2 separate regions of the Homo sapiens genome follow, and region 1 is linked to region 2. The links are chromatin contacts, found by POLR2A ChIA-PET in ENCODE. All regions are on one chromosome and are shown on one strand. The core of a region is the stretch at or near the end of the contact, and the rest is flanking DNA. Distances in the headings are between cores, read along the strand shown. Region 1 overlaps KCNJ15 (potassium inwardly rectifying channel subfamily J member 15). Region 2 holds the start of DSCR4 (Down syndrome critical region 4).

Evidence for each region. ChIA-PET counts read pairs that join two places held with the same protein, here RNA polymerase II (POLR2A).
Region 1: POLR2A ChIA-PET joins it to region 2 with 11 read pairs in K562. The contact joins the enhancer-like site here to the promoter of DSCR4 in region 2. POLR2A ChIA-PET finds 5 or more read pairs at or near these places in 2 of 52 experiments (K562 and activated CD4-positive, alpha-beta T cell).

The regions. Positions count from the first base shown.
Region 1 is chr21:38,293,904-38,297,782 of GRCh38, forward strand. It overlaps KCNJ15 (potassium inwardly rectifying channel subfamily J member 15), which reads left to right. Exons shown (of 3, transcript NM_170736.3): 2 at 3,023-3,120. Among named protein-coding and RNA genes, the nearest start is that of KCNJ15, 39 kb to the left of the region's middle. Within about 2 kb of position 2,613, at least 5 of the 41 ENCODE cell types and tissues checked have a DNase peak (open chromatin) inside an H3K27ac peak, as active enhancers do.
Region 2 is chr21:38,119,999-38,123,723 of GRCh38, forward strand. It overlaps DSCR4 (Down syndrome critical region 4), which reads right to left and starts at 1,362. Exons shown (of 3, transcript NR_147130.1): 1 at 1,130-1,362; 2 at 309-410. It overlaps DSCR8 (Down syndrome critical region 8), which reads left to right and starts at 1,453. Exons shown (of 3, transcript NR_026842.1): 1 at 1,453-1,603; 2 at 2,314-2,413.

The DNA of each region.
Region 1 (3,879 bases), core at 1,363-3,862, 180 kb after region 2:
TAAAAGCTGGACTTTGTACAGTCAGACCAGCCTTTAAAGCGGATCCTTCACTGCTGCGTAGTGTAGGGAGGAAAATGGCCCAAGGCCAAGGCCAAAGGTCATGGTGCATGTGCTCCTGTGACCACAGTCGAGGGAGCCCAGGGAGGAGAGCTAAGCCTTTATTCTCAATTGTTTTAAGCCTCCTGAGCTCAGTGAACCCCAAGTAGATTCTTGTCAAGCATTTTTTTTCTACTTAATATTTAAAACGGTGATACTTAAAGTCAAATTTAATCCAGGCATTTTTTATTTCTGGACAAAGAGATCATTGAAAAATTAATTTGTCAGAAATATATGACACGCAAAAAAGCAAAAAGCTTTTTAAGTAACTTTTCTTACAAACAGGAAGCTATGTTTTTTCAGAGCTTAAAAGTGAGATCCACCACAAGTTAATTTTAGTCTAGAAATCCAAAGTTACTATTTGATTTAGATTTCACTCTTTATGCCTCATCACCCTGGTTAAAAGACGTGGAATGAGCTCGCTGAAGGCCTAGTTGAGGAACCCCGGTTCTGGGGAGCCACTGTCTCCCCATTTTTCTGTAAGTGAGAAATGTTTTTTCTAAGGGGCCTTTGCTTTGTTAGTTCACTGTGAAACGCAGAATGAAGTTTTCTCGAGATGGGCAAATTGAAAATCTTCAAAATCTGGCCTAACAGAGCTCTAAGTTTTAAAGACATCAATGTCTTTAAACATTGCCATCATCAACATGGCAATGGGTACTACCCTTCCATTTCCCATTATCCTTGCTGTGTCCCCAACACTGGAAGTGTAGTTCTCCATATAGCTAAGTACCTTTTTCAATGTGCCTTCTGTTCCATTCTGTTTCAGAGTGTGTTTATTTTCTTTCCTTTAACTTCAGAAAACTAATGCTCACAGCATAAGCACTCAGTGACCTCAGACCATTAATCTTTTACTGGTTTGAAGTAGGAGAAAGTAATACTGACCTATCCATTCAATAGTTGTAAGAACTTCACTTAGGTAGATATCGCCATTCTAAAAATTGCAACCCCAACCCACAAACTGAAACGATATAACAAAAACTGCAGAAATAAACATTATTTCCAGAAATTAAAGAAAACTGTTAATGGTTTATATGAAATATTGCTTAGCTGGGAGGATTAACCCTTTTCTCATTTGCCCTGAGAATACTCACTGGCAGCACTTGAGGCTGCAATATTTACCTGGAGATGATTTTGCCACACAGTATATTACTTTTATTATTATTTTCATATCACTCTAGTATATCAACTTTGGAAACAAAAGACAACATTCTATTTAGAGCATTCTGCTTTTAGTAGTGGTATTTTTATTTACAAAATATAGTAATTCTTGATCGCTGAAAATGTCAAATCCTGGAAAACACAGCATTCCTACACATGGTGTTAACATTGGTCTCCAACAGTTGTTGGCCAGAGATTCATTTGATGAATCCAATTTTTCCGAAATAGACAATTCTGATGATTCAGATGATTCTGATGTTAGTTCTGTTTAGAAATAACTCCAAGAACAATTTTTATGTTTTACTTTCACATTGAAAATCAATCAGATTTGCTTCAGCCTCGAAAAGCATGTTTATGTAAAATTAAGTGAGTACTGGTGGCAAGCTGCACTTTTTTTTTTAATGGGAAAAAGGTTAAGATAGGGGAAATTAGAAGAAACTATTCTTCTCTCATTCTTTGTGTTTTTATCTTTTGGAAAACTGTTATTGTTGCTTACCATGTTAGAAGTTAAGCCAGGTCTATTGAAGAATCACTAAGGGAATATAACCTAAGGCAGTAACATAAAATTATATGAAATAAGAGTATGTATCAACACTGATTCAAACTTCATGAAAGAAGTCTGCTGAGGAATAAAATTCTATAAATTAAGAGCCTATGATGAAGTGCAATTCATAAAGCCTATGGGTAAGATTGATGGGCACAAAGAAGATTCTGGGTCTTAATAGAGCAATGACAAAGAGGTCATTTGCCAAACATGCTGTGGCCACACTGGCAGGATCCAGCCTGTAAGAGGATGCACAGGTTAATTGGGAATACTTTAACTATAAGAGAGTAATAACTGTAAATAATTGGCAGATCAGAAGAAACGTAGGAAGTATAAGTGTGCCTGTGTGTGTGTGAGAGACATAAAAATATATGGATGTAGACAGATGGATGATTGATAGATAGATACAGATCATAGATAATTGATAGGTAATAGATCAATAATTGACAGATGATAGATAATATGCAGGTAGATATTTAGACCGGTAATAAATAGATAGATAATTGATAGATAATAGATTGATTGGTGATATATAATAAATGATAGATTAGAGAGATAATTGATAGATAATAGATTGATAGAAGATAGATAATAGATAGGCAGATAGCTTAGGAAGAATTATTTTCAAAAAGTACATGCAAAAGAACCTCTTGAATTTAAAGGAGATTACATGAAACTGTGGATGTTTAAGGGGATTTTGTGGTGGACTGACAGGAACCCTGGGCTAGCTTCCAAAGACTTTGGACCTTGTTCTTTCTGCCAGGACCCAGCTGTGTCAAGTGGGATGGTTCTGACAATCTTTTCCACTCTAATGTCCTATGACTCAACAGTAGCAATGCATTTCCACAGGCGGTAAAAATATTCTAGACTCTTCCCTTCCAGCGCTCACTGTTTACTTCCTCTGCACTTCCCCTTCCTGCCTCCCCGTGTGCCGGTCAGTTCATAGCGGGCCTCAATGAGGGTGGGTTAACCCTCTCTTTCCAGGGTGTTTTGCTACGGAGCTCCCTCCAGGGGCTGGGAACTGTGTGGTGAGGGCTGTGGTTGGGGTTCAGCTTCCTTCTTAAATCGTTCCTTGAACCTTTACCCTATTCTGTGCACTGTGCCGATTTCCAGGGATTGGAAGGTAAATGCCACTGCGTAACTCTTAGAAAATCATCGGGGGTCAGTTTTACTGGGGTGCACTTGGTAACCATCTATGAATCCATGTGTCCCTCTTTCTTTCAGGCAGTAGCAGAATCCCATGGTAGCCAGGTGGGTGAAGGGGAGCGAGGACGTTCTACCTGCCTTGAAGAAGACACCTGACCTGCGGAGTGAGTGACCAGGTAGTAGACGGTTCTGAGGGCATCACACACTTGAGGGAGGGAGGAGGACAGAGAGGGCCATGGCACCCTTTGACTGCTGAGTGCCAGCTGCTCTCTTTCCCACTGAGAAATGCTGCCCCCAACACACCCAGAGGCTCTAGGTCTTGTCCTGTGATTTCTGTCCACCAAGACTTGATAGGAGGTATGATAGATGCCATTAACTCCAGCACTATATACACAGGACTGCAGCAAAAGCGCTCTCAGCAGAAAGAGGAAACAGATACAGTTCATCCCAAGCCTGGCTTGCTGCCCCTTTGAAAGAGAGTTTCAAACAGAAGCTTCATGGTGCTGCCTTCATAAAAACAGGGCCAAGCTTTCCAGAATCTGGCAGAGGGCTGAGTGCCCGCAGGACACTTGTGTATCACTCACACTGGAAAACTTAATCCTCTGTTTTTATTTCAGTGGATTGAATGGCATGCAGTTTCCTCAGCAGCTTAAAAAAAATGCATGCAGTCACTTGCAGACAGGCTGCATTTGTCTCTGCTGGTGCTCATGTTACAAGTTTGTCTGTGCATTTGGGCATGCCAGAATGGCGTTTCATTTCCAAACCTTTATTGTGGTCACTTTCCTCTTCGTTACACTGAGAAGTGTTGCTGAGGGTATAGTAAGGCCCTAGTTCATCAATTATATCCTGTACTTTTCTTCTAACTTGATCCCAAGAACAGTGGAATTTGCTTCAAGGTAAACAAATTTTGAATAATTTATGGCCCTTCTTTTCAA
Region 2 (3,725 bases), core at 112-2,611:
TGCTTACTTTAAATATAAAGATATCGACAGGTTGAAAGTAAGTAAGGGATGGTAAAACTACTATGCAAAGCAAAAGTTACAAAACCAAAGCAAAGACTGGCTCGTTTCAGAATAATCAACGTTTCAGGTTTAATATGAAATAATCGTAAATTTGTTTATACCTAATAACATAGCCATAAAATAAAAATTGACAGATAAACAATCATGTTAAGAGCCTGTATAAGCCAGATTTCTCCAGAAAAACAGAATCAAAAGGATATATACATTAAGAATTATATTAAGAAATTTATTTTAGCATATTGGCTTACATGATTGTGGGGCTGGCAAGTCCAGAATCCGTAGGAGAAGCTGGCAGGCTGAAACTCAGGCAGGAAACGATGTTGCAGACTTTAGGCAGAATTTTTTCTTCTCTAGGAAAATTCAGTTTTTGCTCTTAAGGCTTCTGATTGTATAAGGCCCATTCACAGTATGAAAAGTAAGATTTATGTAAAGCCAACTGATTGTAGATGTTAACTACATCTACAAAATACCTTTGCAGCACTACCTAGATTAGTGTTTGATTAAATAAATGGGCAGTAAAGGCCGGGTGCAGTGGCTCACGCCTGTAATCCCAGCACTTTGGGAGGCCGAGGCAGGAAGATCACTTGAGGTCAGGAGTTCAAGACCAGCCTGGCCAACATGGTGAAACCCCATCCGTACTAAAAATACAAAAATTAGCCTGGCTTGGTGGCGGGCACCTGTAATCCCAGCTACTTGGGAGGCTGAAGCAGGAGAATCACTTGAACCCAGGAGGTTGTAGTGAACCGAGATCGCGCCACTGCATTCCAGTCTGGGTGACAAGAGCAAAACTCTGTCTCACCACAAAAAAAAAAAAAAAAAAAAAAAAAAAAAGGCACTAAAGCCTGGCCCCCATGATGACACAGGAAACTAATCGTCATGGAGACTTTATCCACACTTTTGAATATATGTTACATTTCAACATTAAAACACACACACACACACAAAATCATAAAGCAATCAACAAAATTAAGCTGAATGCTTCGTAATTGCTGGATTCCCTGGGAAGCTGACTCTGAGATGGAGATTAGCGTGCAGGACATTTCTTACGGGTTGTTCTTGGGATCAATACCTGTGGAGAGGAGAAGCTGAGGCAGGATCAGGAAGCGGGGAAGTAGAGTGCAATGCTGGTGAAGCGGCATCACTGTCTGGGGTAAATATCCGGGGTTCATCATCTCTCGTCAAGATGATTAACGACATGGACACACATGGGTGAGTTAAGAAGCGGAAAGTTTAATAGGCGGAAGAAAAGAGTGAGGAGACCAGCTCTCAGACATCCTTAAGGGAAAGGCTGGCCCGTGACTGACGGCAGCAGGTTTTACGGGCAGGCTTGAGGAGGCGGTGTCTGATTTACGTGGAGCCCAGAGATTGGTTCGACCAGGGGTGACGTTTACGTAGCGCGCAGGGAAGGCTGGTCACCCCACCCTAATCTTGTTATGCAAATAGGCTTCCCACTTGGCAGGGGCCGTCTTGTCCACTCGTTTCTGTAAACATGGGTGGCAAAAAGAGAAGATGGAGCTGCCATTTAGAACATGCCTAATCCCAGGTAGTGTTTTTTGTTGTTGTTGTTGCTGCTGTTGTCGCTTTTTGAGTCGGAGTTTCGCTCTTGTTGCCCAGGCTGGAGTGCAATGGCGCCATCTTGGCTCACCACAGCCTCCGCCTCCTAAGTTCAGGCGATTCTCCTGCCTCAGCCTCCTGAGTAGCTGGGATTACAGGCGTGAGCCACAGCGCCGGCCCCAGGTAGTATATTTTTATTGGCACAACTGCCGGTATTTGCCTGTGCAAGCTTTCAGCTTGCTTGTCTGTGTCTGCAGCTCGATTTTCCAGGTTGCTTTTTGTTAGAAAAGAAAATGATTTGGGGGCTGCTTTTCATTAAAAGGAAGACCTTACTGAGGACTCCCATACCTTCACTATCTGCCTAAGTACTTTCTTCTTAACTCCTATATCACTGGGTCAGCAGCAACCCCAGTCAAACCTCAAGGGAGACGGGAAGATGGGACGATCTGTCAGAGGTATGCTGAGTTGAGGCAAGAGAGCTGACCTTTATGGATTGCCAATCAGTGACTCATTGGAAGTGGGGCAACCTGGAAGGAAATGTGGCCTTAGGTGAGGCAGCTGTCTTCAGAGGAGGCAATTTCTTTGTATCTGGAGGGGCAATTGTTAGTGTTCCCCTGGACTGAAGGGTGAATTATGGAGAATGGAATAGAACGATTTGTTACTATGATTTGGTTGATGACTTATTTCCTGTTTCCTTAGCTTCATCTTGCTGAGCAAAAATGAAGGAGCCTGGACCCAACTTTGTTACTGTGAGAAAGGGTCTTCATTCATTCAAGATGGCATTTGTTAAGCACCTACTGTGAGTAGATGATCTCCTGTCAAAGACAGTTAACAAATCCTCGGAATATTGCTTCATGTACAGTTATTGGAGATGAGTAACTTACATTCTCTTAATTGTAATGGTTCCTTGGAAAGTCATCGTGGAAAATGAAGGCTGGCTCATACATTTTCCCAGACAGGAATTTGGCTGCCAACAGGGAATTCTAAACAACTAAAAACTCCAGATGATGAATGCACAACATAATGATGGTTAAATTAAAAAAAAAAAAGAGCACGGTAATAAAATTTCCATGAAATATTTTGTGTAAGCGCAGATAATCAGTCATTTTCTTTATAGAATTCTTATTCGTAAATAATTTAGAATACTTTGTTCTTTATAATATATGATGGGCAACTATAGTATGATTCTTCTGAGTGACTCAGTTCTTTTTTTTTTTTCACATTTAATGACTTTGTTTCTCCTAAGTGAATGCACAGATAGTATATTAATCAGGGTTCTCTGGAAAAACCAGAACCAATTTATTATCAGGTACTGGTTCATGTGATTGTGGAGGCTGAGAAGCCCCATGATCTGCTCTCTGCAAGCTGGAGACCCAGGAAAGCTGATGAAAGTCAAAGGCCTAAGAGCTGGAGGGCCGATGGTATAGATTGCAGCCCAGGTCTAAAGGCCTGAGAACCAGAAGCACAGAGGGCAGAAGATCAATATTCCAGCTCAATCAGGCAAAGAGAAAAAGTCCTCCCTTCCTCTCCGTTTTTCTTCTATTCTGACCCTGGATGGACTGGATGAGGCCCAGCCACATTGAGGAGAGCCATCTGCTTTAATCAGTCCACCAACTCAGATCCTGATCTCTTCCAGAAACACCTTCACAGATACACCCAGAAATAACATTCAACCTGTTAGGAGTATCCCATGGCTCAGTCAAGTTGACACACAAAACTAACCATCACAGATACACATCAAAGTTAAATAATATTAACACAGACTTTGGCAAGCTGTATTTTAAAACACAGTAGGTTAGTGAGTCTGGTTTAAGAGCACTAGATGAAACCACATATAAGGATGTTTTTGACATTCTGTGTCTGACCCTTCAGACTCCCTGCCCTCCTCCCCACCATGTTCTGAACCCCAGAACACTGACCTCTACGAACAGCCCCACATGGGCTCTGTTACCCTCTGGCTTCCCATTGGCCCATGGAGGCACAGAGGAAGTTGGGGCAGGAGGACAGAATGGTTGAGGTACGGATGCTCGAGCTCTCAAGGCCACAAGTCGGCAGGGGCTACATTCCTGTGTGAAGCTCACTACCCCTCAGTCGTCTCCTCTAGCTCTCTG